Linked DNA regions of Homo sapiens: region 1 is linked to region 2. Evidence: read pairs that join two places in POLR2A ChIA-PET (ENCODE). Cell type or tissue: Panc1. All regions are shown on one strand. Each heading gives the region's core, and the rest is flanking DNA. Links, peaks and the distances in the headings are about the cores only. Region 1 overlaps ADCY9 (adenylate cyclase 9). Region 2 overlaps SRL (sarcalumenin).

Region 1 (10,425 bases), core at 1,620-9,619, 240 kb before region 2:
CAGGGGAGCTCTTGGCAGAGCCATCCACAGCGATGATTACTGTGGACACAGATGGGGAGGCCCTGTGTGTGAGGCAGTGACAGAGCCATTGGTTGGGAACACAGCCAACTCTTTTGGAGTTTTGTTAACTATCCCGAGGTAGAGGCTGAGGGGGACACGCCTACATGTCATGCCACAAACTTAGCGTACTAGAACATGCTAGATTTTCTCTCAAAGCACGCAGGTCTGAGCCTGTCATCATTCTGCCAGTATAACAGACAGGTGAATGAAGAGACGGGGGAACTTGGAAATGAGGGGCTGAAAAGAAGAGAAAGTGGACCCTGGTACTGGCTGTGTAAGAAAAGTAAATAGTGACCCAGAAGAATTTGGGTCACGGTCTGATTCATACAATAAATTCATTTTGTCTCATTTGAAATATTTTAGGAAAAAGGCATGCTTTTATCCAAAATTACGTCAAAAATTGCCTCAAATGTCTCTCATTAAAAAAAAAAAAGTAGTTGGACCAGGCGAGGTGGCTCACGCCTGTCATCCCAGCACTTTGGGAGGTGGAGGAGAGAGGACCACCTGAGGCCAGGAGTTTAGGACTAGCCTGAGCAACATAGTGAGACCTCATCTCTATAAAATAAATACATAAAACAGTTGCACCTTATCTTCTTAGCTCTTAATTGAATTAATGTCCTGAAAGTTCACATAAATGACATTCTTCAATATTCAAAAAGAAGCCAAAACAAAACCCAGTCTCCAGGCATCAGGTTGGATGAGGACTTTAGAAGTCTACGGATGTCCTTCATTTAGGTTTGTTTGTTTGTTTGTTTGTTTTAGACGGAGTCTTGCTCTGTTGCCCAGGCTGGAGTGCAGTGGCGCGATCTCAGGGCTCACTGCAACCTCTGCCTCCCAGAGGTTCCAAGCACTTTTCCTGTCTCAGCCTCCAGAGTAACTGGGATTATAGGCGCATGCCACCACGCCCAGCTAATTTTTTTGTATTTTTAGTAGAGATGGGGTTTCACCATATTGGCCAGGCTGGTCTCAAACTCCTGACCCTGTGATTCACCTGCCTCAGCCTCCCAAAGTGCTGGGATTACAGGGGTGAGCCACCACACCTGGCCAAAATTTAGGTTTTTTTAAAGCTTAAAAAAAATGTTTTGGGGTCTTGCTCTGTTGCCTAGGCTGGAGTGCAGTAGTGAGATCATAGCTCACTGCAGCTTCACCTCCTGCGCTCAAGCGATCCTCCCAACGCAGCCTCCCAAGTAGCTGGGATCATATGTGTACACCACCGTGCCTGGCTAATTTTGAAAAATTTTTCGTAGAAAAAATTTCTACAAGATTTTTTGTAGAAAAATTTGTAGAAACGAGGTCTCACTATGTTGCCCAGGTCTCAAACTTCTGGGCTCAAGTGATCTTCCCGTCTCAACCCCACAAAGTGCTGGGATTACAGGAATGAGCAACTGCACCCAGGCAAAGTCATATTTTTTTTCACCTGAGAGCTCCAATTGCCACGAAAATCTCAAATTATATTCTATGATAATTCAAGTTAAATGGGCAAGTAATATTTCTTTTCTTTCCTTCTAAGTGCCTGAAATACTAGAAATACACAATAATGGCTTTTAAAAAACTACCTAACACAATAAAAAATTGTGATAGAATTTATTGTGTAATCAACAAGTTAGGGAAAACTGATTTTGCATTAAAGGAACATCTTCTGTTTCTGTTAAACAGCAGGAAGGACAAGACACCAGCGCAATGAGCTTTTTTTTTTTTTTTGGGGGGGGATGGAGTCTCCCTCTGTCTCCCAGGCTGGAGTGCAGTGGCATGATCTTGGCTCACTGAAACCTCTGTCTCCCAGGTTCAAGCGATTCTCCTGCCTCAGCCTCCCAAGTAGCTGGGATTACAGGTGCATGCCACCACACCTGGCTAATTTTTTTTTTTTTTTCTAGTAGAAGCTGGATTTCACCATGTTGGCCAGGCTGGACTCGAACTGCTGACCTCAAGTGATCCGCCCGCCTTGGCCTCCCAAAGTGCTGAGACTACAGGCGTGAGCCACCGTGCCCGGCCAGCAATCTGTCTTTTCTATGGAGGCACAAATGTGCAGCAAACCTTGCCTCTCCCCTATGACCATTTGGATAATTTGGTTACTCTGTAGACACCGAGTTGAGGATTTTCAGAGATCAGGCTTATTTGAGCAATTAAACATTTCTCCATTCTAAGCATACACTAGATAATAAATATTCCACACATAATTTAAGCAATGAATCTTATGAAAAGAGCGACGGAGGGAGAAGGGGGAAAATACATTTTTCCTCGTGGTCACTTTCTGAACTACTGTCTAAGCCTGACATTAAACTCACACCCTCCCCCTCCATCTGGGTTCTTCGTTCTTTCCTTGAAAAGGAGGAGGAAGGAAAAGAAACCGTTTGGCTGTAATACCGCGCTCTGTTTCTGGCTGTTACCAGCAAAAACACTGTGGCCAATGATGCCCAGTTAGAACCTGGGCTTTCTAACCTGATAAACAGAAAAGCCTTCTGCCAACACTTCAATGGGGCATCCTGAGGCCAGAGGAGGCTCCAGGGGTTTTCAGCTCGTTGGCAGAAAAGCATAGCATAACAGCAGACTATCTTCCAGGTAGAGGCATATTTGCGTATGTGAAAACAGAATTTACTGGCGGAAAAGTCATTCTCTTGAAGTCAAAGCAGTGCCTGGTGATCTTGTTGCTGAAGGTTTATCTACAGTCCTAGAGTCAGGGAGGGGGAGGGTGATGGCGGAATGGGGGTGGAGGCCACAGGCGGAGTGCAGAACCGTGGCATCCTGGGGCTTGAGGAAGGCAGGTGTGTCCTTGGAGAAGAATAAATGTCCTAGAGACGCAGAACCAAAGCTGGAGCTGGGCTGAGCTGAGACCCGAGGGTTCCCACAGGCCAGTTCTGGAGGAGATAGAGAAGGCTAGAAAGCCGTGGAGAATACGGGATGGGGGTCCTGGGAGGGCAGGGCTAGGGGGCGGTTCAGGTGCGTCTTGGCACAAGCATGTCTGTGCCCCCGGGCGTCCTGAGCAGAGCGGGGTGTCAGGGCGGGGCGCGGGCATTTCGCTCCTCTCTCCCTGAACCCTTTCACATCCTTCCCGATCCTGTTTTGCGTTATCCCAGGATCACACGCACAAATCCAAACAAACTTTTCTGGTCCCGTTCATCTCCCTCTCATCCTAGAGGGCACGGATTTTGTTTGATGAGAAAATAAAGAAGGTCAGAGGGAGACAGGACACAGAAACAGCAGCTCTCGGGAGGGCAGCTGGAGGCCGGGCTAGGGCTGCCTCCACTGTGCCAGGGCTGGGGGGGATTGGCAGAGACGTCTGGGTCCCCAACCATCGGCTCTTCCCTCAAAGAGCAGCGGGGGCTCTGCGGGAGGATACACTACCCTGAAAGACTCTCACCAGCCAACCCAAGCCAGTGTTTGTTCTGCCTGGCTCTGGGACCCTCCCGCCAGGACCCCAAACACTGCCGAGGGAGGAATTTTAAAAATAAAATGGATGGGCCGGGCACGGTAGCTCACGCCTGTAACCCCAGCACTCTGGTAGCCTGAGGCGGGCAGATCACCTGAGATCAGGAGTTCAAGACCAGCCCAGCCATGGTGAAACTCCATCTCTACTAAAAATACAAAAAATTAGCCGGGTGTGGTGGTGTGCACCTGTAATCCCAACTACTGGGGAGGCTGAGGCAGAAGAATCACTTGAACCTGGGAGGTGGAGGTTGCAGTGAGCCGAGATCGCGCCATTGCACTTCCAGCCTGGGCAACAAGAGTGAAACTCCGTCTCAAAAAAAAAAAAAAAAAAAAAGAAAAACAAAAAAAGATGATCTTATGGGCAGCAGCTGCCATGAGCTCCTTCATCAAGGAACCAACACAGAAGTGGTGCAGTTGTTTTCTCTGAATCTTTCTCGTCGGTTACTTTTTTTTTTTTTTTTTTGAGAGAATCTTGCTCTGTCGCCCAGGCTGGAGTGCAGTGGTGCAATCCTGGCTCACTGCAACCTCTGCCTCCTGGGTTCAAGCGATTCTCGTGCCTTAGCCTCCAAGTAGCTGAGACCACAGGCACCCACCACTACGCCTGGCTGATTTGATTTTTGTATTTTTAGTAGAGACAGGGTTTCACCATGTTGGCCAGGCTAGTCTTGACTCCTGACCTCAGGTGATCCTCCCGCCTCGGCCTCCCAAAGTGCTGGGACCACAGGCGGGAGCCACCATGCCCTGCCTCGGTTGCTTTTTATTCAGAGGTTGAACTCTCCATAAAGCCATGGACAAAAAAATCATCTTGCATGCGTTAGGGTTGACGTTAACAGCCCTATTTAAAAATGTTGGCCAGGCACGGTGGCTCACATCTGTAATCCCAGCACTTTGGGAGGCTGAGGTGGATGGATCACTTGAGCCCAGGAATTTGAGACCAGCCTGAGCAACATGGTGAAACCCCATCTCCACAAAAAATACAAAAACCAGCAGGGCGTAGTGGCACGCACTTGTAGTCCTTGCTACTTAGGAGGCAGAGACAGGAGGATGGCTTGAGGCCAGGGAGGTTGAGGTTGCAGTGAGCTGTGATTGAGCCACTGCATTCCAGCTTGGATGACAGAGTGAGACTCTTATCTCAAAAAAAAAAAAAAAAAAAATGTCCGTACTTGATTCCTCATATCTGGAAAGTCCCTTCAGTTTATAAGTGGAATTCACAGTGGTAAAGCCACTGGGACAAGCACAGCTTCTAATCACAGCTGTTTCTCAAATGCTCTCATGTATTGCAGAAAATTTAACAACCTAGGTAAATTAAAAAACCTAAGTAAAGGGAGTTTAGGGCATTATATGGCACACAGTAGTCGCTTGACAAATACTGGCTGGATGTTACTTATCTGTTGGAAATAATTCAACTAACATATTTGTGTACTGAAACGTTTTTTAAGCAGCTCTTCAAATATATTTAGATAACTCACACATTAAATTCTAAAATATAATTTTGATTAAAAATGCATGTATCAACGCTGGGCACAGTGGCTCATGGCTGTAATCCTAGCACTCTGTGAGGCCAAGGCAGGTGGATCACCTGAAGTCAGGAGTTCGAGACCAGCCTGGCCAACATGGTGAAACCCTATCTCTATTAAAAATCCAAAATTTAGCTAGGCGTGGTGGCGCATGCCTGTAATCCCAGCTACTCAGGAGGCTGAGGCAGGAGAATTGTTTGAACCCAGGAGGTGGAGGTTGTGGTGAGCTGAGATCGTGCCACTGCACTCTAGCCTGGGCAACAGAGTGAGACTCTGTCTCAAAAAAAATAAATAAATAAAATAAAAACGCATGTAACAATGAGTAGCATTAACATGCCAAATCAGGTTTCCAGCGGAGAGTCCAGAAACGCTAGGAAACCTCATCTGCAGAGAGTTGGAATGAAAAGTCATCTCTCCTCTGGTTACCGTGGATCAGGGGCACTCTATTTGCATTCGTGGACTCCTGAAATTATATATAAAATCAAAAGATTTGGCCGGGCACGGTGGCTCACTTCTGTAATCCCAGCACTTAGGGAGGCTGAGGCAAGTGGATCACCTGAGGTCTGGAGTTTGAGACCAGCCTGGCCAACGTGGTGAAACTCTGTCTCTACTAAAAATACAAAAGTTAGCCAGGCATGGTGGCACGAGCACCTGTAATCCCAGCTACTCAGGTAACTGAGGCAGAAGAATCACTTGAACCTGGGAGGCGGAGGTTGCAGTGAGCTGAGATCGCACCACTGCACTCCAGCCTGGGCGAGAGAGCCAGACTCTGTCTCAAAAAAACCAAGCAACGAAACAACAACAACAAAAAATCAAAAGTTGTTTTTATGTGCATTTTTTCTGGACAAAGTAACCATAACCTTCATCAAACTATCAAAGCCTTTGCGAGCCAAACCTGTCCCCACCCCGGAAAAAAAACAATGAAGAATCCCCGCTGTTGACTGAGACTCTAACAGGCACGCGGATTACTTAACTCACATCTCCTTCAGACTTTCAGGGCCAGCAGGGATACGAGAATTCCCTAAGCTTAAATTACTCTAATATTCATTAACAACTCTTTAGAGTCATGATATTTAAAAAAACAATTTTTAAAAAGGAACTGTATAAAAATAGACACTTGGGAAGATTTTAAATGTACATGTCCATTGCGTGCAAGTGTGTACTTTTTCTTAATCGCTTCCTCTTGGCTTTCTCCGGTTAGTTTCACTTTCCCAGTACGCGGGATCTATTCCAGGTGGCCACAGCCATAGATTCCCACAGTGGGGGAAAAGCAACCATGTGAACAAGATTTCAGATGAAAGAGAAACCACAAATGATCAGTTCTGGGGCTGATTGCAAAAATTAGAGGCTGCCTTTCTTGGCTGTTTGAGAAATCCTCTAAGTCACTGGGTGCCCTTTCTAGTAGAAAGACCCACGTTCTGGCTGGGCGCGGTGGCTCATGCCTGTAATCCCAGCACTTTGGGAGGCTGAGGAGGACGGATCACTTGAACCCAGGAGTTCGAGAACAGCCTGGCCAACATGGCAAGACCCCGTCTCTGCAAAAAAATACAAAAATTAGCTGGGCATGGTGTTGCGCACCTGTAGTCCCAGCTACTCAGGAGGCTGAGGTGGGAGGATCACCTGAGTCAGGGCAGGTCAAGGCTGCAGTGAGCCCTGATGGTCACTGCACTCCAGCCTGGGTGACAAAATGAGACCCTGTCTCCAAAAAAAAAAAAACCGAACAAAACCTCCATTCTTACAAGACCCTCAAGGCAGCAAGGACGGGTTATTCCCTAAGCTGGAAAGGTGACCAGGGAGGCCTGCAGTGGCGACTCGGGAGGAGAGTGACCTCATCAAACAGCAACCTCATTGGCCCCGGGCTCCAGCAGAGAATCAGCTGGAGGCTGCACCCCCGCAAGTCCATGAGCAACCACCAGAAGCCATGAATTCAGCTCCCTTTGTGGAGTCTACAAAAGAATCTTTGTGCCCTGAAGTTGGTCATAAATACTTAACTTACCAGGCCGGGCACAGTGGCTCATGCCTGTAATCCCAGCACTTCGGGAGGCTGAGGCGCACGGATCACTTGAGGCCAGGAGTTCGAGACCAGTCTGGCCAACATGGTGAAACCCTGTCTCTACTAAAAATATGAAAATTACCCGGGTGTGGTGGTATATGCCTGTAATCCCAGCTGCTAGGGAGGCTGAGGCACGAGAATTGATTGAACCCAGGAGGCAGAGGTTGCAGTGAGCTGAGATCGCACCACGGCACTCCAGCCTGGGTGACAGAGTGAGACTCTGTCTAAATAAATAAAAATTAAAAAAAAAATAACTCATCAGGAAAACCCCTACAGGGGAAGGGGCTCTAACCCCTGGAAGATCCATAGTTTGGCCTCAGATGCGGGAGTGTGGTGAACTCCCAAGAAGTGTAGAAAATGGCATGTGTGTTTTTCTGGGAAGAGGCTCTATGACTTTAAACAGATTCTGAAGGGGCTTTGTGACTTCCTCAAAACACCTGGGACCCCAGTGATCTGTGTACCTGCAATCACTCTTTCCTTTTCAGAAAACCTACTTTTTCCCCCTCAATTCCTTCTCTAAGGATGTTGCAGAAAACTATTTAGGAGGCCTGACAGGGAAAATCTCACAAGCAAAACTTGTCCTGCAACCTTACTTTTATTGTTTAAAAAATTCTGTGTAAAAATAAATACTTTTCAACTCAAGTTAACTGGAGCAAATAGATCCAATTAAAAAAATAACATAAACACAAACAGGGTTTTCTACTTGCCCTGTTTCTGAAGTCATGACGTGAAAGAAAGGCAAACCCACCCAGGTGAGCCACAGATCGCAGAAAACACGAGCTGTCCAAGGAAGACCGCCCTCCTCTCTGAAGCAGTGCTCATCTTTTCAATAAGAAAACACCAGGCATCATATATTTAAATTTTAGAATATTTTAATGTCCATTTCTTCAGTGAATGCATTTTGAAATTATTAGAATTAACAATTTAAAAAGAGCAGATAAAAGGATATATGGAAAATGCAAACAGTCGGTTCTTGCTAATTCAATTTCAGATTCTAGGCATGATGTGATTTTCCAAACAACCAATTAAAAAAAACTCCTTACCTCGAAAATCTAGAAATTCAAATGCAGACGTGTCTTTGGAAACTACAAATGATTACAGCCCATGTGACAGGAAGCACGCGGCCTTCGGCTCTCCGGATCGTGTGCAAATGTGCAGGGGGAGCCCCCGCGGGTGACGTCAGTGTGGATGAAGTCACGGGTGTGGCAGAGCCTGTGGGGCTCTCAAGCTATTCGAGGGTTTTGTAACTGATGCTCTACATTTGTTTGCATTGGATAAAATTGTGTGTGCTTGTTTACCATATATATATATATATATATATATATATATATATATATATATATATGGATATATAATTCGATCTGAGCTGGGACTGAGAAGAAAATAGCAATTGCAACTCAAAGCAACTATTTACACACATTCAATGCTGAAGTATTGCTTCCTGCCCTAAGTTCCTAAGAGGTATTGCCACCCTGAAGCACGACCCATGCCGTCAGCAGCCCTCGTGCCAGCTGCTTAGAAACTCGTGTCTCCAGCACGATGTGCTCGCTGCCAACAGACAAGAGATGCACGGCGTTTCCGCTGCAGAGATTCTGTGGTTCTGCACTGAGGTATGCATCGGAGCAGGGGACGGGGAGGACCCGAGGGGCTTCGTGGCCCAGAGAGAACGTCTGCACTGGCTGTTTAGGAAGGCTCAGGGTGTTTGAAAGACAACGTTAAGCTCTGGGTGAGTCTGCACGGGGCTGAACCAGACTCCACTTTGCAGCTCCTTGGTTTCCCGGGGTGAGGAATCACAAACACCTTTGTGGTTGGGGAAGGAAATGGGCTTGATGGGGAAGAAGTGTGTGCGGAGAACTTTGCGGAGCATGTTCTGAGCGAGACAGCAAGGTCGTGAGCAAACGCCCAGCCCCTCAAAGCTACACAGCCTGGAGGGGAAAGGGGAGGGGAGGACATTCAAATATACACCTTAATACTGATGCAGAAAGAGCTTCATGTGACCACAATCCCCACGAACAAGGAAAGCATCAGGTAGTGTTTTTTAAGGAAAAAAAAAAATCTGCGGTGTTTTATAATACATTCTTTAGAAGCAAGAGGTATTGTCACAACCACCCTTTCTTCGGTATTGGAAGACCAGCAAACTGACAGTCACACCTGACAGGAAACCTTACAGCTAATGGGGGGAGGTGCCCTGGACTCTCAGGACGCCGGGACCCTGGCTCTGGCTGTCCTGATGGGTGGCCATCCCAGGCACCGCCCCTGGAGAGGTGGCGGGTCAGAATTGTGACTTCTTCATGCCGGGGAGGGCAATCTGTATGTCTCTGGGGAGGAGTAGTGATGATGGGGACTGATGCGGTGTGAAAACGAGACAGTGAGATTTGACAGCGGAAAGCAAAATGCACAGGGACAACGGGCAAGACTGACAAGGAGTGCACCCTGGGCCTCATCAGCGTCCCGGGGTCCCCTGAAAGACTGGCTACAACTCCGACCGGACAACTCGGGCGAGCTCACTTCCACACAAACTTCAGACTCAATATGGCAAAACATAATCAGACAGGACCAGCAGCCAACTGCCCGGACGGAGCTCCCCCACACCACCCTCGGGATTCCGCCCCTAACAAACCCCGCGTTTGCATCCAGATGCCTCTGTCCCTAGATACGGTGTGAGAACTCCATTTCAGAGCTGGAATTTGCTCCCCAGATTAAATCCTGCCACTGATAGGCCCTGTGCCATCTGAGAGCGGGAGGCAGCCAAGAAACTTCTGGAATTTGTGGAAGCCAAGATGGCACCGGTGCTGCCGGCACAGACCCCCGTGGTTCTGAGCTGGACCCCGGCAGGGAGGAGCCCCCGTGGGTGGCAGGGGCAGCTGGTGGGCTTCTCCTATTCCCCTAGCCTCAGAATTGCACTGGCCATGCTTTGAGGTCCCACTCAGACCCCTCTTGGGGTGGGGAGGTTGGGGGCGGCCCCAGGTGGCCAAAACACAAAAGAGACATCTGGTTACCTTCCTGGGAACTGCCCTCCCCTGTGGCTATGACCCCCCACCCTGAGGACCCAGCACCCCTCCCGGGAGCGCACATGCTTCCGGGTAAATAAATAAATAAATAAATGCAACCTCGGATGTTTATTTGGTATTTCCCTCTCCGATGAGTCAGCTTCCAGGACCAACACCTCCACTCCCGATGGGGAGACCCCTGGGTGGAGGGTCGGGGGTGAGAGGCGGCTCTGAGACCCCCGAGGCCTGGGCACACGGGCGTCGTGCCCGGCTGGCATTTGCTGTCTTGGCCTGCATGCATGTGGGCGAGCCCCTAAACCCGCTCAGTGCAGGGAGCGCGGCTCACCCACAGCCCACGGGGCGCGGTGCTCGGGAAAGT
Region 2 (10,425 bases), core at 857-8,856:
CTCTCTGAAACCCAGCGCCTTTGGGATCTGAGTTTTCCAAGACATGCAATAGACAAAGACGCACTGCAAACCAATTAACCCTCTGAGCCCTTCCACGACCTTCACTACAGTCACTTCCAAGAGTAAATTACCTGGATACACCAACCAGTCCCCTCCTGGGTCCGATGAAGGGATCGAGCCCTCGAGCCAGCTTTGAGGAACACATCAGAGAAGTGGCAGTGGGGGAGGCAGATCCTTGTCCTTCCTGGGAACTCCTGTTCTTAGTTGTCGAGTGTCCTAAACCACTGCCCCACCCCTTGAGGAAACCAGGAGCAAGTCCGGGGGATTGGCTCAAAACCCAGGTGGAGGCCGGGTGCGGCAGCTCATGCCTGTAATCCCAGCACTTTGGGAGGCCGAGGCGGGTGGATCACTTGAGGTCAGGAGTTCGAGGCCAGCCTGGGCAACATGGTGAAGTCCCGTTTCTACTAAAAATACAAAAATTGGCTGGGCATGGTGGTAGGCCTATAATCTCAGCTACTCAGGAGGCTGAGGCAGGAGAATCGCTTGAACCCAGGAGGGGGAGGTTGCAGTGAGCTGAGATTGCACCACTGCACTCCAACCTGGCCGACAGAGCGAGACTCCGTCTCAAAAACACAAAAACAAACCCAGGTATATTCAGACCCAAGAGACTATTCACTGTTGAAAGTCAACCCAAAGTTAAGAGGCAGCCGAGGGCTGGGGAACAAACGCGAGACTGTGGGTGTGGAAAGAAGCCAAAATGGACCTGACAATCTCTACGACTCAGGCCTTCGCTGTTTTCCCAGCTCACAGGGAACAAAGGAATTTCAGCTGCTTTTAGCTTATTTGACCCTCACTGATTTAAGATACACTAGAATTTAGCTGCTCTCTGTCCTTCCAAGACAGGACCCAGGAAAAGCAGGTGGAGGCTGACTTGCCTCAATCAGGCCTCCTCATTGAAGCAACAAGACAAGCACACAGGAATTCACAGTTTCCACTCTCCTCCCTAGACCCACACACCTGCCCCGACCCCTGGCCTCAATGAACTCCCAACTCTCCACTGTGTAATAATTCCTGCCAGTGTGGCTCAAAGGGTTAATAAACCAGGACCTCTCAGACAGTTAGGACACAAGCTGATTCACCAACAGGAACCCAAGGACCGCTCCACCACCTAGTGCTTCCTGTAGCGATTTTTTGGTGTTTCGCTACACCCTGTTTTGTCACAGTTGAGAGCACCTGGATTCTTCCCGAGCCCGAGGCTACCCAGGAGGCCCGGAAGCTCCTGAGTGATGGCCCGCTCAATCTTCTCCAGAAAGCAACCTCCCATGTAGGAGCACTGCTGGGAGAGCAGTTTGAAACTGGAAATGGGATTGATGCCGAAGAAGTCCTTATAGGCCTCGCGGTTGGGAAGGTCAAATTTGCTGACATTGGTCTTTGCCAGGATGGTCTTGAAGATGTAGAATTTATCGGGATCTTCCACAATGTCCTTAAAGACCAGTTCTCCATCACTGAAGAAGGTCATTTTGTCCTTGTAAGTCTGCAGGTAGCGGTCAACCAGGAGGGCGTGGATGCGGACCCGGATGGCGTGCTGGCGGATGAAGGCAATCTTGTTCTCCAGTCTGTTCTCGATCACCTGATTCAGGTCTTCTAGGAGGGAGATCTCTTCTTGGAGGAACAGTTCCTGATGGGTGTCCGGCTTATACTCTTGTGGCCAGAAGGAGCTGACGTAAACCCTTGGGGGCTCTGTGACATTGATGAGAGGGGCCAAGCTCCAGAAGAGGGCCCCGTAAACCCGCATGAGCATTTGGGTGGCCAGATTGTCAGCCTTGTTCAGGATGATCCTTATCTGGGATTCACGCCCCTTCAACTGGCGGAAGAGCATCTCCAGCTCTAGACCCACATCCAGCTTTGTTGGGTCAAAGACGACAAAGATGAGGTCAGCTCTGTCGATGAACCACTGGCACACGTCGTTGAAGGGGTAGCCTTTGGGAGACAGAAGTGAGAAGTCAAACTGAGTAGGCCTCCCTCAAAGCCCGCGCACCTCCTTTCAGAACTAAACCATTCTGGGGGTTGAAAGAAGGAACAGCGCTACGGATTTTCTGGGTTTCTACAGACTATTAAAAAATCAATTGCATATCTCCTGTCCCTTGCCAATCTTCAACCAAGAACAGCCTGATCCTTGTTTTTCTTGTTGGTTTGTTTTTTGAGACAGGGTCTCACTCTGTCACCCAGGCTGGAGTGCAGTGGCATGATTATAGCTCACTGCAGCCTCAACCTCCCGGGTTTAAGAATCCTCCCACCTCAGCCTCCCAAAGTGCTGGGGTAATAGGCGTGAGCCACCATGCCCCACCTGATCATTGTTTTAATCTACTGTGAAATCCAAGTTTCCAAGAAAGCTAAATACCTGTTCAAAATGGAGATTGTCCTATTGTCTAAAAGGATCTGGGGCAATGGCAAAGATGCTGAGGGAGAGAAATGAGGAATTAGAAGAACATGAAAGAATGAATGCATTATTTACGGGGAAGGAATGTGGGCTTAGCATTGAGACCTGGACTAGAATTTGAGCTTTGCCCCTGGCGAGCTGTATATTAAATGCCTCTAAGCTCTACCTTTTTAGCTCCAAAATGACAAGAAGAACAATATCAACATCTGAACTGATATAAAGATTACCATGTTGCTGTAAATATAGGACAGCACCTAAAATTCCAGTCATACAGCTGGTGCAGAATACATTTTAATTCCATTAGCTTCTTATTTCCTAGTTTTCTTTGCAAATAAGAAAACTGAGGAGATGAGGACTACCTGTCTTAAAAACATTGAAATCTTTTTTTTTTTACAATAATGTATAAAATTATCCAACGTGTAGTAGGGGTACAATTTACTATTATAATTATTAACATTATTAACATTACTAATAATACTACTAATGTCATTATACCATAATAATATAATTAAATATACTATAATATTATTACTAATATTACTACTAATATTATTAATTGCTTCTAATATTACTGCTAATATCATTACTACAAGATCTATTTATAACCACAATTGGAGTTGTAACCATAAACTGAGATCCACCGTCTGCTCACACATTCCTGCACTGCCCTGTTCAGGACTCACTGCAGACAGCCTTGCCTCATGGCAGGACTCAGTGGCCTACTCCATAGCCACATGCCTGGTGGATCTGGCTTCTAGTCTTGTGGCCTGGTTGTCAGCCTTGTTCATTAAATACATTCACACTGTTGCACAACCATCATGGCCATCCCTCTCTGGAACTTATTCATCTTCCCAAATTGAAAATTCTGTACCCATTAACAGTAACTGCCCATCTCCCCTTCCCCCCAGCCCCTGGTTAAAACCACTCTGGTTTCTGTCTTTCTCATTTTGCCTACTCTCATGTAAGTGAAGTCAGACATTAGCATTCCCCTGCTACCTGAGGGCAAGTAGGGCTTTGAAGAAGCCTGCTAAAGGCTTATGGGGAAGCAACCCTGGAAAAGCAGAAACCGGGAATAGGAGGAGTTGAAGGTCAGGTTCAACCTACAGCAGGCCCAGGAGCACCAAACCCAATTTAGCCAGAAGTCAAACATACTGGTACTGGGATCCAATTAGTCCAGGCCCTTGGCTACACAGGACACACAGGGCCTCCCAAAGACAACTGAGCCCCAGCTTGAACCTCTCAGAGCTGCTTGCAGAGAGGACTAGGCCCCCACTTTGGAAAATATTGCCGTCTCCAAACCAAATCAGTCCTTGGGGAGGTAGGAGCACCAGGCACTCCAAAACCCAGATGGCATCGCAGTAACGACAAGAAGGGTGGAAGTTAAGAATGCCTCTCCTGGTCTTAGGCAACACTGGGCACACTTCCTCTCCCTGCCTGCCTACCACCCACTGTCAAAAGTAGTTTTCTTTTCTTCCTTTTTTTTTTTCTGAGACAGAGTCTTGCTGTGTCACTAAGGCTGGAGTGCAGTAGCATGACCACAGCTCACTGCAGCCTTGACCTCCTGGGCTCAAGCAATCCTCCCAACTCAGCCTCCCGAGTAGCTGGGACTACAGTCATGTGCCACCATGCCAACCTAATTTTTATATTTTTTGTAGAGGCGGGGTTTTGCCATGTTGTCCAAGCTGGTCTAGAACACCTGGGCTTAAGTGATCCACCTGCCTTGGCCTCCCAGAGTGCTGGGATTACAGGTGTGAGCCACTGTGCCCAGCCTTATTTATTCATTTATTTATATAAGTTAGGGTCTCACTCTTGCCCAGGCTGGAGTAGAGTGGCACGATTACGGCTCATTGCAGCCTCAACTTCCTCAGCTCAAGCAATCTTCCCACCTCAGCCTCCTGGGTAGCTAGGACCATAGGCACATGCGAACATGCCTGGCTATTGTTTAAATTTTTTTGTAGAGATGAGGTTTCACTATGTTGCTCAGGCTGGTCTTGAACCTCCGGCCTCAAGGGATCCTCCTGTCTTGGTCTCCCAAAGAGTTGGGATCACAGGCATGAGCCATCATGCCTGGCCAAAAATAATTTTTTGAAACAGAGCTTACACTGTTCAGAAATGAGGGCTAAATTACCTCTTTCTTGCTGCTTGCGGTTCTCGATGATGCCTGGTGTATCCACAAAAGTGACCCTCTCCAGAAGTTTGTGGGGAACCTCAATGCCAATCAGCTTCTCTAGGAAATTCTGGCCAAACTTCTCAAGGGGTGAGAAGGAACGGGCGCTGTCAGCAGCCATGACGATGCCCTCGATGGTTTTCAGCTTAGGCCCATGCATGAGGACCGTGAACTCAGAGGTGGTGGGTTCAGCGCCTGGGCACACGGGGTGAGAGGTGAAGGAATACATGATCTCTGTGAAACAGATCTACTGAGAAGCATGTGTATATGCCTGGTGTCACAGGGAGACTTTTGCAACAGAATTGGATATGTTTGCCAAGCTATTGGGGCTTTCTTTTAATTGTGGTAAAACATACATAACATAAAATTTACCTTTTTTTTCTTTTTGAGATGGAGTCTTGCTCTGTCACCCAGGCTGGAAAGCAGTGGTGCAATCTCAGCTCACTGCAGCCTCCATCTCCCAGGTTCAAGCGATTCTCCCACCTCAGCCTCCCGAGTAGCTGAGATTACAGGCACTCGCCACCATGCCTGGCTAATTTTTGTATTTTTAGTAGAGACAGAGTTTCACCGTGTTGGCCAGGCTGGTCTCGAACTTCTGACCTTAATGATCTGCCCACCTTGGCCTCCCGAAGTGCTGGGATTACAGGTGTGGGCCATTGCTCCTGGCCTAAATTTACCATTTTAATCATTTTAAAGCATGCAGTTCAGTGGCATTAAGCACATTCACCCTGTTGTGCAACCATCGCCACCATCCAGGTCCAGAATGTTTTTATCTTCCCAACTGAAAACTCTGTATCCATTAAACAGTCATTCCCCATTTCCTCTTCCCCCAGTCCCTGGTTACAAGCACTCTGGCGTCTCTCTCTCTGATTTTGCCTTCTTTTTTTTTTTTTTTTTTTTTCCTTTTTGGAGCAGAGTCTCACTCTATCGCCCAGGCTGGAGTGCAGTGGCATGATCTCAGCTCACTGCAACCTCCGCCCCCGGGTTCAAGCGATTCTCCTGCCTCAGCCTCCCAAGTAGCTGGGATTACAGGTGCCCAGCACCATGCCCAGCTAATTTTTGTATTTTTAGTAGAGACAAGGTTTCACCATCTTGGCCAGGCTGGTCTTGAAGTCCTGACCTTGTGATCAACCCACCTCGGCCTCCCAAAGTGCTGGGATTACAGGCGTGAGCCACCGCGCCCAGCCGCCTACTGTCATATAAGTGAAATCAGACAGTATTTGTCCTCTTGTGTCTGTCTTCTTTCTTTTAGCATAATGTCTTCATGGTTCATCCATGTAGCAGATATCAGAATTTCATTCCTTTTTAAGGCTGAATAATAATTTATGTATGAACAGACCACATTTTCTTGATCCTTTCATCCATTGATGAACATTTGACTGGTTTCCATGTTTTGGCTATTGTGAATAATGCTGCTATGGACATTGGTGCAGATGTCTTTTTTTGTTTTCTGTTTTTTCCAAATTTTCTTTTTTTTTTTTTTTTTTTTTTTTGTGAGACAGAGTCTCACTCTGTCGCCCAGGCTGGAGTGCAGTGGCGCGATTTTGGCTCACTGCAACCTCTGCCTCCTGGGTTCAAGCAATTCCGCTGCCTCAGCCTCCCAAGTAGCTGGGACTACAGGCACCCGCCATCACACCCAGCTAATTTTTTGTATTTTTAGTAGAGACGGGGTTTCACCATGTTGGCCAGGCTGGTCTCGAACTCCTGACCTCAGGTCATCCTCCTGCCTCAGCCTCCCAAAGTGCTGGGATTACAGGCATAAAGCCACCATGCACAGCCTTTTTCAAATTTTGTATTTTAACACGTGCATGTGGCATAACTTTTCTTTCCTTTTTTTTTTTTTTTTTTGAGACGGAGTCTCGCTCTGTCACCCAGGCTGGAGTGCAGTGGCACAATCTCAGCTCACTACAATCTCTGCCTTCTAGGTTCAAGCAATTCTCATGTCTCAAGTTCCTGAGTAGCTGGGATTACAGGAACGTGTCACCATGCTTAGCTAATTTTTGTATTTTTTTTTTAGTAGAGATGGGTTTTTGCCATGTTGGCCAGGCTGGTCTCAAACTGACGGCCTCAAGTGATCCACTGCCTTGGCCTCCCAATGTGCTGGGATTACAGGCATGAGTCATAATGTCCGGCCAGTGATTTAAATTTTCATGGTGCTTTTACATACAACATTCAAATCCCAACAATCACACAAGAATATTGATTACCTGTATAGAGCTGATAGCGAGTATTTTCCAGCCCAAGGAGGTAGTTTATCATGGTAGATTTACCAACACTCCACGGTCCCAGGAACAGTACCATGGGCTTGGAGGTAATCTCTCCATCTGTGGGCAACAGGAAGTAGAAATGGAATAAAACTAACAAAAGTTCACACAAGGGGTATGGCACCGTACTCCAAAGCATCTCACCGTCCATCCAACTGAGTTGTGGAATTCTCCATGAATCAGACGTGTGTAGCCCCCAGTGGCGCTTCTCTTGCTACGTAAGTGTGATCACCCAGTAAAAAGACACAGAAGTCACTTTTGGGCCTTGCCCAGATCCTTGGCACGTCTGCCCCCACCACAAGAAGGATCTCAGTGAATTCAACAAACCCTGACTCCGAACTCACTCTGGGTGAGGTCTCCTGGTTAAATCTGGAGGAGAAAAGCCCATAGAGAAAGGAGGACGGAGCTTCCACATGGAGAGAATCTGGGTTGAGAATGGAGGATGGATGTGGAGCAGCTTGTATAATCTTGGGTGGTCTGGACTCAGACCCTTCCTGTCTCCAGCCTCTGCAGCTCTCCTCTCCTCCAGCCTGGGGCTCCCCAAATTCCCAATACAGCCTAATCCTGGACTCTGAGGCCAGTGTCTCTCTCTCTCTTTCTGCCCTCTTTTGTTTAGAATCAGGGTCTCCGTTGCCCAGGCTGAAATGCAGTGGTGCAATTGTGCCCCACTACAATTACTGGGCTCAAGCAATCCTCCCACTTCAGCCTCCCAAGTAGTAGCTAGGACTACAGGCATGCACCACTATGCCCAGCAAATTTAAAAATTTTTTTTTGTAGAGATGGGGTCTTGCAACGTTGCTCAGGCTGGTCTCAAACTTCTGGGCTCAAGCAATCTTCTCACTTGGCTCCCCAAAATGCTGGGATTACAGCTATGAACCATTGCACTTACCCTCTTCTAGGGCCACTCTCAAACACTAGCCTCTAAAGTCCATGACAAATTTGCCAGTGCCCAAAACCAAACAATGAACTGGCAATTCTTGGGTCCTGCATCCAATGTCCTTCCGAAGGCCATGTTGGGGAGATGACCCTGCAAGGGCCACTCCAGGTGGGTCCCTAAGAGGAAAAATAGAATGCTCTCGTGCTTTCAAATCCAGTGGACAGGGAGGGAAGGGGAGAGGCTTTCAACGTGGGGTGTGGTCAGTCTTATTGCAGATTTTCAGGCCTCAGCTCTTCCAGCTCTTCTCTGGACTACAGCACAGAGGGCCAGTCCTGCATAACTCAGCACTGAAGTTCTCCAGACTCGTCTCCCTGAGGCCAGCAGGCCACCCTAAAAACACTAGGCACTCCCCTTTTGTTTCATTTATTTATCATGATTTTAATTTATTTAATTTCTTGGTTCAAAGATCAGGAATATAAAAAGGTAAACAGTGAAAAGTCTCCCATCTCCATCCCAGTCTGCCTCAGCCCTGACACCCCCTGGAATAGGTAACCACTGCTGACTTCTTACATGTTATTTTAGACATTTTAATGCATATATAAGCAATATTTGTAGCTAACATATTCCCCATCTTTTTTTTTTTTTTTTTTTTTTTTTGAGACAGTGTCTCACTCTGTCGCCCAAACCACAGTGCAGTGGTGTGATCATAGCTCATATAGCCTCAACCTCCCAGGCTCAAGCGATCCTCCCACCTCAGCCTCCTGAGTAGCTGAGACCACAGGCATGTACCACCAAGCCCAGCTCATTTTTGTATTTAGAGTAGAGATGGGGTCTTGCCATGTTGCCTAGGCTGGTCTCCAACTCCTGGGCTCAAGAGATCCACCCACCTTGGCCTCCCAAAGTGCTTCTATTGCAGGCATGAGCCCGGCACCCAGCCCCTCCCCATCTTCTTTTCTTTTCCTTTTTTTTTTTTTTTTTTTTTGAGACAGAGTCTTGCTCTGTTCCCCAGGCTAGAGTGCAGTGGCACAATCTCAGCTCACTGCAGCCTCTGCCTCCTGGGTTCAAGCCATTCTCCTGCCTCAGCCTCCCAAGCAGCTGGGACTACAGGTGCGTGCCACCACGCCTGGCTAATTTTTGTATTTTTAGTAGAGATGGGGTTTTACCATGTTGCCCAGGCTGGTCTCGAACTCTTGACCTCAAGTGATCCACCTGCCTCGGCTTCCCAAAGTGCTGGGATTACAGGCGTGAGCCCCCACACCCGGCCCCATCTTTTTACAGAGAGCGTTGCCATATGCTTCCTCTTCTGTATCTTGCCTTCGGATGCTCTGGTCTTCCTTCTCCGAGGCTAAAGCTCAGTCCTAACCAGGTGGTGTCTTATACATGGCAGGCACATGTACGTTGCCTGAAAGCAACACCATGGCCCTGCCCCATCCCTCCCTGTCTGTGAATACACAGGAGACACTCACATCTCTGTGGAAGTCAAGCCCTGGCTGGGGGCCAGGAAGGGATAAGGAGGCTGAGAGGGTGGCAGGAATCCCCAGTTACAGCCACAGAGATGTCACAGTATCTTAACACCGGCCCAGGCGACACCAAGGAGAGCCCTAGATGTTCCGGTTCTCCGAGACAAACCACAAACAGGGCCCTTTCCTGGTGCTGTGGTTTCGGCTCCTCACAGCAGGGGGCACCGCTGGCCTATACAGGAGGTGGGAGGTGAGCCTGGGAGAGGTTACAAGGAAGCTGGCCAGAGACTAGGAGTTAAGAACCAAGCCCAAAAGGTGAGTGCAGGGGCAAGGAAGCGGGACCTCCCTGCAGAGCGCCATGCCCTGGGGACTCTGGAGCTCCTGGCCCTGCTGCTGTACACACAAGTTTCCTAGGAGGGCCAAGACTCCGGGTCTTAGGGCCAAGAGAGAAAGAAAAACCCTTCGGGAGGCTCTGCAAGCTCATACCAATAGCTGTGCATCCACTACAAAGGGGGGCGATAATTGGCTGCTAGGCTACAAAAAATAGTACAGGTAGCTGTGGAACAGGGTATTCCCTGCTTCCAGCTGTGTGATCCTGGGTAACCCAGCACGTCTCTGGGCCTCAGGCTCCCCTCTGTAGAGCAGGAAGAATACAAACCCTATTACACCCTGGCCACTTACAGCCATCCAGAGCATCAAATGAGATCATATAGAAACAGCCCAATTAACACAGGGAAAGATTTCTAATCTCATTCAAAAAACAATAAGATACCACTGCTAAATTTTTTAAAGATGAGTAACATTTTTAAATTGCATTGCTGTTGGGAAACAAGGACTCTCATCTACTGTTATTGTGAGTACAAATTGGTATCATGGGAGACAATATGGCAACAACTAGCAAAATGTTTAATTCCAGGGTTCCAATTTTTTTTTTTTTTTGAGACAGGGTCTCACTCTGTCGCCCAGGCTGGAGTGCAGTGGTGCAATCTCAGTTTACTGCAATCTCTGCCTCCCAGGCTCAAATGATCCTCCTGCCTCAGCCTCCCGAGTAGCTGGGACCACAGGCGCATGCCACCATGTCCAGCTATTTTTTTCTTTTTTTGAGATGGAGTCTCACTCTGTCACCCAGGCTGGAGTGCAGTGGCACAATCTCGGCTCACTGCAACCTCTGCCTCCCCAGTTCAAGTGATTCTCGTACCTCAGCTTCCCCAGTAGCT

Evidence for each region. Peaks named below come from ENCODE experiments on the same cell type or tissue, not always from the same donor. Only the 100,000 strongest peaks of a DNase experiment are listed, where the experiment ranks them.
Region 1: POLR2A ChIA-PET joins it to region 2 with 19 read pairs; 2 of 35 experiments call an interaction of 5 or more read pairs at or near these places.

What each region holds. Positions count from the first base shown.
Region 1 is chr16:3,954,743-3,965,167 of GRCh38, forward strand. It overlaps ADCY9 (adenylate cyclase 9), which reads right to left. Exons shown (of 11, transcript NM_001116.4): 11 at 7,911-10,425. Among named protein-coding and RNA genes, the nearest start is that of TRIDDENT, 9.5 kb to the left of the region's middle. RefSeq lists an enhancer at 6,802-7,301. In Panc1, for the core only: no CTCF peak of the experiment used is centred there; a DNase peak (open chromatin) is centred at 6,149; H3K4me3 peaks cover 1,387 bases; H3K27ac peaks cover 3,522 bases.
Region 2 is chr16:4,190,985-4,201,409 of GRCh38, forward strand. SRL (sarcalumenin) reads right to left here. Exons shown (of 6, transcript NM_001098814.2): 4 at 6,815-6,931; 5 at 4,569-4,802; 6 at 1-1,980. The coding sequence ends at 1,169. Among named protein-coding and RNA genes, the nearest start is that of SRL, 46 kb to the right of the region's middle. In Panc1, for the core only: no CTCF peak of the experiment used is centred there; no DNase peak of the experiment used is centred there.